Regions from separate parts of the Homo sapiens genome. Here regions 2 and 3 are each linked to region 1. The links are chromatin contacts, found by Hi-C or POLR2A ChIA-PET in ENCODE. All regions are on one chromosome and are shown on one strand. Each heading gives the region's core, a stretch centred on a gene start or an enhancer-like site at or near the end of the contact. The rest is flanking DNA. Distances are from core to core; before and after follow the strand shown. Region 1 has its middle 28 kb from the start of TGFBR2. Region 2 has its middle 26 kb from the start of LINC01985. Region 3 overlaps TGFBR2 (transforming growth factor beta receptor 2).

Evidence for each region. Hi-C counts contacts between places; a loop is a spot of excess contacts on that map. ChIA-PET counts read pairs that join two places held with the same protein, here RNA polymerase II (POLR2A). Pooled maps may share reads with other maps.
Region 2: a map of PC-3 shows a loop between it and region 1 (5-fold over the local background). The contact joins two enhancer-like sites. A Hi-C loop is called at or near these places in 3 of 168 maps with a recorded cell type or tissue (Calu3, PC-3 and sigmoid colon) and 2 of 50 pooled maps. POLR2A ChIA-PET finds 5 or more read pairs at or near these places in 3 of 52 experiments (H1, PC-9 and activated CD4-positive, alpha-beta T cell).
Region 3: a loop to region 1 is called in a map of OCI-LY7, with 11 times the contacts of the local background. The contact joins two enhancer-like sites. A Hi-C loop is called at or near these places in 2 of 168 maps with a recorded cell type or tissue (Caco-2 and OCI-LY7). POLR2A ChIA-PET finds 5 or more read pairs at or near these places in 6 of 52 experiments (B cell, CD8-positive, alpha-beta T cell, Caco-2 and 3 more).

The regions. Positions count from the first base shown.
Region 1 is chr3:30,577,264-30,579,971 of GRCh38, forward strand. No RefSeq gene overlaps it. Among named protein-coding and RNA genes, the nearest start is that of TGFBR2, 28 kb to the right of the region's middle. Within about 2 kb of position 1,393, at least 7 of the 41 ENCODE cell types and tissues checked have a DNase peak (open chromatin) inside an H3K27ac peak, as active enhancers do; they include PC-3, where a contact is called at or near this core.
Region 2 is chr3:30,543,661-30,546,656 of GRCh38, forward strand. No RefSeq gene overlaps it. Among named protein-coding and RNA genes, the nearest start is that of LINC01985, 26 kb to the left of the region's middle. Within about 2 kb of position 1,256, at least 4 of the 41 ENCODE cell types and tissues checked have a DNase peak (open chromatin) inside an H3K27ac peak, as active enhancers do; they include PC-3, where a contact is called at or near this core.
Region 3 is chr3:30,619,228-30,622,030 of GRCh38, forward strand. All of the region lies in intron 1 of TGFBR2 (transforming growth factor beta receptor 2), which reads left to right. Among named protein-coding and RNA genes, the nearest start is that of TGFBR2, 14 kb to the left of the region's middle. Within about 2 kb of position 1,309, at least 2 of the 41 ENCODE cell types and tissues checked have a DNase peak (open chromatin) inside an H3K27ac peak, as active enhancers do.

The sequences.
Region 1 (2,708 bases), core at 143-2,642:
ATATATCACATGGGATCTCTGGGCCAGTCCCTTTATTTAATAAAATTGAGGGAGAAAATTCTTTTTCTGTTTAAAAAGTTAATGAAATATTCAATATTTGACATCCTTTTGCTTTCATGTTTTCTCTCTCTTAAATTTTATTTTTCTTATTCTTATTGTGAGAGTATATGTGAAGCAAGGTTCACTGAGAAATGAAAGGCCTTCTCCTAGAGTTTCAAAAAAGGGTCTTGCAAGTTCAAACAAGTTTTAACTTCAAGTCTCTTAACCCTTCTCCTATTGAACCATCAACTCAGACCCTTATCAGGGTGTTCTAACGCCCTCCTCCTCTTTCACCCAGGTGGCACTGACTTGCTCTTATTTATTCTTCACTTGTTGGGGGACTTGCACTCTCAGAGAGAAAGTAAGTTAAAAATGAGCAGAAATCAATAGCTGGAATCTTAACAGTGGACAGGAATTTTAGTTTACTTTTTTTTTTCATAGGGAGAAGAGTGCTTAGAGTTTTGATTGTATGGTAGAGGCCTCTAAAGCACTTAATTAAGATGTCTGAAGCAGATAATAACAAATTCAGAGGGCTCCTTGGATGATCATCCAGCAGACATCCTGGAGACAAACATACACCAAAGCAAAAATACATTTCTCCTTCTGCCTCTTCATCCTGTGGACTCAGCAGGCTGGCCAAGCATGTCCCCCAGAGGTTGGCCCCACTGTGGTTAGAAGAACATAGATTCTGCCTTAAGGCAGACATTAGTTACTATCCTGGATCTACCATTATCAATAGTAAGACTGAAAGTTACTTCAGCTCTCTCACTCTCAGTTTCCATCTATAAAAATTGAGATAAGAAATAAAAATAAGATCCCCCACCCCCCAACCCACTGAACTGACTCCCTCTTGGCCAAGGCAACTCCATACACCAAAGCAAAAACATGTTTCTCCTTCTGCCTCTTCATCCTGTGGACTCAGCAGGCGGACCATGCATGTTCCCCAGAGGTCAGTCCCACTGTGGTTAGAAAAACATAGATTCTGCCTTAAGGCAGACCTGAGTTACTATCCTGGATCTACCATTATCAATAGTAAGACTAAAAGTTACTTAAGCTCTCTCACTCCCAGTTTCCATCTATAAAAATTGAGATGAGAAATAAAAATAAGATCCCCCACCCCCCAACCCACTATACAGACTCCCTCTTGGCCAAGGCAACTCAAGAAACCTTCAAAACTGTGTTCCTGGCTATAACAGGACCATAGGTTGGAAACGCCTCAGTGTGCCCCTTCCTTGTTAAACTTTAACCAGAATTCTTTCCTAAGAAGTAAGCAGAAACAAACTCTGGAAAACTAGCAATAAAGGATTCATTCCTTTATTGCCTTTAGCTAGTCATCTGAGGCTGCAACTGGACTCCCCCTCCCTCTTTGTGGTTTGAACATGACAGCTCACCAGTTTCACAATGCATCCCTTCCTAAAAACTGACCACCATCTCCAGACTGGTTTTGGCTGGCTCACAGAGGATGGACAGTGATGGTGTTCGTGTCCTCTGCTTCACCTTTTGATGTCAGAGGGCCAACCCCACCACACCCTGGCCTGCGGATCATGCTAAGGCTGCCGTTTTTTGAACATGCAACCCATGAAGAGGCACGAAGCTCAGTTGTGCATGCCCTTGTTTCTGCTTTCATGAAATATTTATGACTCCTCCTGTTATTGACTGTGTAAATTCAGCCACTATGCTCAGCATAAATTCCTGTTCCCTTTACCCCTCCCTCAAAGTGCTTGCTCTCACCTTTTGCCAGAAGTGAGGCTTCCCTGTAAGATGGCCAGCCTGCAGATTGCAACGCTTTATAATAAATAATGCTCTCCTTTCCAAATTTATGAACATCATCATTCTTCAGTTGACAGAGATGATGCAGAGTTTTATGGTTTACTAATCAAAACACTTCACTGATAAACTGTTTTGATTATTTATTATTGCATAACAAACCACTCCAGAACTTGGTGTAACAATGAGTATATTACGCTCATGAATTTTTTTGTGTCAGGAGTTCCGATGACATAGCCAACATGGCTTGACTATACTCCACAATGTCTGGAACCGCAGCTTGGAAGACTCAAATGGCTGAGGTTGAGTTGAATGGCTGGAGGCTAGAATTCTCTGGAGACTTCTTCACTTTCAGGTCTGATACCTGGGCCAGAATGACTCATGGCTAAAGCTGATTGGCATCTCTCTCAATGTAGTCTCAGGGCTTCTCTTTGTGATTTCTCCTCCAGGCCTCTCCATCATGGAGACATCAGGGTGGTCAGACTTCTTATATAGAGCTCAGAATGCCTACAATGAGTGTTTCAGCAAAGAAGGTGGAAGCTGAACAGTTTTTAATAACCTAGCCTTGACAAATCACATGGCATCATTTTTACCATGCTCTCTGGGTCAGTGCATGTCTAGCCCTGAGATTCAAGAAGGCACATAGATACTATATTTGAAAGCATCAGGCCCAATACCTGGAATATTATTGGAGTTCCAGAAATGTTATAGATCATATTGCCATAAATCAATTCCCCATTGTAATAATACTGTAATAAATAAATCATAAAATATGTGAACATATACTTTGTAAGGCACTTTGACATTCATCAACTCTGTGTCACAATACCCTTCTCTAAGCAGGATAAATCTTTTCCCTTATTTTGTAAATAAACAAAGTGAAATTCAGAGAGGTTAAATTA
Region 2 (2,996 bases), core at 6-2,505, 34 kb before region 1:
CTTTGCAGGGGCAGACTCTCTGTCCAGGTGTTAGAGAGATTTTTAAAATTATCTCCTTTCTGTTAGCAGCAGTCTTCAATGGCGGAGGCATGTCCTCAATATATAGCCCTCGGTTATTTATGACGGTTAACTTAGATCAAAGGACCTGCAGCCCAAAGGCCAAATCAGATCCACTGCTCATTTTTGTAAACAAAGCTTCATTGAAATAGAGTCACAACCATTCATTCAATATCATCTCTGGCTGCTTCAGTGCCACAATGGCAGAGCTGAATAACTGTACAAAGACCGTATGGCCCACAAAGTCTCAAATACAGTATTTCGTATCTGGCTTTTGAGAGAAAAAGTTTGCCAACTCCTAATTTGGGTAGACTACATAAAACACAGAATACAATATCTAGCACATAGTAAGTGCTAACAAATTACACTCGTTTTTGTTTTTATTTTTTAAGTCAAACCTTGATTACCAACATCTTTGTTATTGGCAATTTGATTTTAGACACTCTGGGGAAACCATTCATCCTTGCTAATTTACATGTTGTTGGTGGTAAAATTTACACAACTCTCCATTTTATCTAAAGCCTTGTATGTATAATTTCAGCCATATGGATTTTATGTGTGTGGAGATCATGGCTAATTCAACCATATGGAGATTATTTTAACTTAAAGGCATTAAAAACCAACTGATGATCTCATCTCTTATATATGCAATTATAATAAGAGTCAAAATGCCAGGACAAATGAATTTAAAGGGTGTTTTTAATCACTAATACTGAGCATAAAAATGGAAGTAAAAGTGAGATTCAATTTAAGATATAATATTAAAGGTTGTCACATTATGAAAATTAAAAATATGCTAAAATAGCAAAAGAAAACAAAGCAAGCCTCATGGATCCTATAACCTATTCTCTACTGACCTTAAGCCCATAGTTGAAAGTCTTCAGCATTAAAATTAAAATCCAGTGATATGGTAATACACTAAATGTTAATCCAAATCATGTTTAGAGTTTGGTGGAAAGAAATTTCTCCTGGAGAATATAGGCAATATACCTATTAATATATTTGGTAAAATTTGGCAGAGATTTGCTAGAGAATGTAATTTGAGAATAGGCAGATAGAGTACCATAAAAAAAGTACCAAAGAGTATCTTCTTAAATAAAAGGTAGTCACAGCACAATCCCTCTGCAAGGAGGCTTCAGTGTTGAGCTCAGATATTGATGGAAAAGGAAATGACTAATTTGGGAAAGTCTGTTTGTGTTGTGTTCAATCCTTAGCATCCTGGAGGGTCAGAAGAGTTCACGTCTCATAAAGTCTCAGGCCTTTGCCAAGATCATAATTGAAGTAGTCATAGGTTGTTTTCAGTGCCTGGCCAGCTCCTCTTAGCACTTATTTACATGTTTATGAAGTTTTTCCCGTTCTTCACAGTGATGCTGATGATGAAAATGTTCCCTATCTGCACTATGCAATGTGGTAATCCCTACCCACGTGTGGCTACTGAGCACTTGAAATGTGGCTAGTGCAACTGAGGAACTAGATTTTTAATCTGATTCACTTTTCATTGATTGAAATTTAAGTGTGTATTTGAATAGCCACATGTAGTAGCAACTACCATATGGGACATCACAAGTTTTAAATTGAATAGGTTTCTGATTATCTTCAGAACAAAGAAAAGTGTTGGGGATTTTCTTTTTCCACAAATGACATTAATTATTGTTCAAAGGTGTCCTTAACTAGGTAGAAGACCCACCCGATCCGACCTGCTACACTCTGTACCTTTCACTATTCTCCCATCCTTCAAAATATACTTACCAATGTCTCATTTCTGAAACTCTTTTCTTCCAATCACTTACCTAATAAATTAACACCGTAAAAGATAGCCAAAAAAAAGCACAAAATGTCAAGAAACAGTGCCCTCTTCTAAAGACATTTTTAAGTCTAAAGATAAACATAGTAAGTTTATAAGAAAAAATAAATTTATGCAGGTGGGGCAGGAGCAGAGGGTACATGGAAAATCTATGTACCTTCCTCCCAATTTTGCTGAGAACCTAAACCTGCTCTAAAAAATTAAGTTTTGTAAAATCAATCAATTAATTAATCAATCAGGTTAGGATAGGATAGGAAAAATTCATTTAGAAATTATGGAAAATCCTTACAATATAATATTAGTAAGATCAAATATATATAAAATATAATTCCAATTTTGTTTATTTATGTGTACAATCCTTAGGTGTCCAGGTTATTGGATAAAACAAAAGTGTTATGATTTTATAAAAGGAGACACAAGAGTAGAAGGACAAAGCTGACTCTTTCATAGGAGAACTGGAAAATATGTAAAATGGAAGGAAGACTGATATAACCCTAGATTTAGTTATTATTTCATCTGTCTACATGGTAATGCAATAAAAAATTGTGTCAACCCCATCTATGGCTGAAGTAAGTATTGTCCACAAATCTACCATAATCTTTTCAATGAGCTTGCTGACTCATAGATGAGGAAATTATATTCTTTTTCTCTGTTTCAGTTTTTCCATCTCGAATGGAAATCAAACACCTGAGCGACCTCCCTATGACTGAGAATTGTGTGGGGCCATCCTGCAAATTCTCACCAAGCAGTTTTGAGTGGAAAATGGTTGCATCTTTAAAGGGTTTTAAAGAGTAGAATGTGCTTTCCCCCACATGGCGTAATTTTTACCCCATTCGCACATTTTTATTTTAGAGCAATTGCCACATTTCAACAAGTAATTGGAAAGAACTGGTCCACATTTCTCTACTCAGGGCTTAGCTACGTTACCGTTTTGCTTCCAGGTAGTGCTTGCGTTACTCATTCTCATTCTGATAATAAAAAGTGACTTCTCCAACCACTAAGTTGAACCTTGGGAGAGAGAAAGCTGCATATTTTTATAAAAGAAAAAGGCTCACTCCTTTTTATTTTACATGAGTTCCACTTAACCCACCTAAAATCCACCTTGAATCCCAAAGGTATTTTACCTCAGCTACCT
Region 3 (2,803 bases), core at 59-2,558, 42 kb after region 1:
ATTATGCTACCGTAACACAAACCTGAACTCTTATATTTGTCATCTGTAAAAATCACCTAATTGGTCTCTGCTTATGGACACCCTTTGTTCTTTCTCTGTCAATAACACAGGCATTGCCCTCAGTTAAATCTCCCCCCAGATGGCATTTTGAATAGCTGGCCTCTGTTAGAAAGCCTTCCATGGATTTTATGAATCCTAGATCATCACATGGCCTTCCCTTTCTCTTTGAGCATGGGGGCTGCCTCAGTGTCCCTTGGCTCCTAAGAGAGTGCCTTGTGCTGATGGGACACAGGACCAGTTTGATGACTACGTGCACAGATGAAGCCAAACCTCTTGCCCATCATCTATTCCACCCTTCACATCCCTCATGCCCTGGTTCCACTTGAACCCAGCTGCCTCACACATCCTTTTTGCTTACAAATTTCCTAGCTTGTGACCATTCTCCACCACCTCCCCCCAAGTTTTACCATTCTCTATTTGTGCCCTACAACGGCTCCACCCTTTGAAATAACGCCTGGTCTAAATGTTACTTTTTCTAGTGGGCCTTCCTTGATTATCCATCCCACTGTGATTCCTTTTCCTGCCCATAGCCTCTCCGACAAGCCTTGCATTCTCATTCATATGACCTTGTTTGCCAAGCTACCTGTGCTGTCTCTGTGTGTTTTAAACTATTTTACTAGCCAGGCGTGGTGGCTTATGCCTGTAATCCCAGCACTTTGGGAGGCCGAGGCGGGCGGATCACGAAGTCAGGAGATCGAGACCATCCTCGCTAACACGATGAAACCCTGTCTCTACTAAAAGTACAAAAAATTAGCTGGGCGTGGTGGCGGGTGCCTGTAGTCCCAGCTACTCGGGAGGCTGAGGCAGGAGAATGGCGTGAACCTGGGAGGCGGAGTTTGCAGTGAGCCGAGATCGCGCCACTGCACTCCAGCCTAGGCGACAGAGTGAGACTCTGTCTCAAAACAAACAAAACAAAACAAAACTCTTACTAGAATGAAAACTCTTTGAGGGAGAAACTTCTGTCTGATTTTGCCATAGCTCTTAGCACAGATTCTCACTAATTCTGTTTATGTGTTTTGTTTGTTGCTGTTTGGAATTCATTGCTTTTAAAGGCCGAGGAAACTTGCTTTTAGATCCAAGGCGGGGAGTGCTATTTTTTTTTCTCCCAGATGGCTTTTCACCACCAAGTGTAAATGTCAATGGCTTAAAGCCACCTGTAGTATTGTTTGACAGAACCATAGGCTTATGGAAAATCTCGTATGATCTGCTTTGTGTAAATTGTTCTTTACAGTGGAGACTTGCTCTGTCTGCAGTCTTTAGTTTCTGTGAATTTTGGGGAGCTGTGGTGTGTGGGTGTTAAGGTTAATTTTCCATCCATCACTGGCTCTGCCTTTGATTCATTTATTCTCTCATGTGTGAATCTTTTGCAGAAGGCTCAATGCATTATGACTATAGAGACCAGGCAAAGTCATAAAGTAAATCACACCATCTCACGCAGGACAATTTTTTGTCACTCCTGCCTTTTCTCTTTATGAGTCATAGATGATTTCAGTCATTGGGATTGCTGGAATAGGGATGGCTGAAGGGGTCTTGGTGCAATGAAGAGTGCCTGAAGATACTCTTCTACCTACCTGAGGGTAAATAATCCCATATTGCAAAGGTGACCCCTGGTTGTACTTTTTGGAAAGCCCTGTTAAAATGATACATGCTAAGGAGACTTAAATATGAGGCCTTTCTTACCTGGGTGCTTAATAGGAGTGGGTTTCTAAGGATGGTCTTGAATTTGGCCTTCAGCCTTCTCGTCCACCATAGTCCCCATCCATCCTGAATAAACATGCAGTCTAGGTACCACAAGTAGTGTTCTCTTGTGCAAGCACAGCTTCCAGCTGTGTTGCCTGCCTCCCTTTCAGCCAGATCATCACCCATGTAGCCACTCCTCTATGGGAATTCTGGAGCTACCACTGACATCACATTACATAGATTTGGACTGGTAGTGCCCTACCTGCTCTATCTATAGAGGAAAAGGAGATGAAATAAGAATTTTAATATTCTTTTTTTTTTTTTTTTTTTGAGACAGAGTTTTGTTCTTCTCACCCAGGCTGGAGTACAATGGCACGACCTCAGCTCACTGCAACCTCTGCCTCCTGGGTTCAAGTTATTCTCCTGCCTCAGCCTCCCGAGTAGCTGGGATTGTAGGTGCCCACTACCACACCTGGCTAATTTTTGTATTTTTAGTAGAGACAGGGTTTTGCCATGTTGGCCATGCTGCTCTTGAACTTCTGACCTCAGGCAATCCACCCTCCTCGGCTTCCCAAAGTGCTGGGATTACAGGCATGGGCCACTGCACCTGACCAGAATTTTAATATTCTTAAGTCTTAATATTCTGTGGCACTTATTGGAAATGGTTGAAATATAATGCTTTTAATTTAGCATGTCATTGGTTCACTCTCAAAACTACTGAAAAGCACTTATCTTTCAAGATTTTAATGATGATGTTGGTGAGGACGTTTGTGGTAAGTAGATAATCACTTACATTATTCAGCACTTTACAAAGCATTTTCACAAACTCTTGAGTATTGGTTGTTATCAGTTTATTACTGAGATGCCTGTGGTGTCTTCAGGGGACAGGAGAGAATATGTTAACTTCTTGAATAACTGCTGCAGCCGTAGTTAGCCCCCTATGAGCCAAGCCTATTGGCTTTGTTACTCCCAAGGTATAACTTATTTCATATATATAAGCAACTTGACTAAGTATTAGATGTCTGTGTAAGCCATTTTCTGTGAGTCAAAACAATTTTGTTCT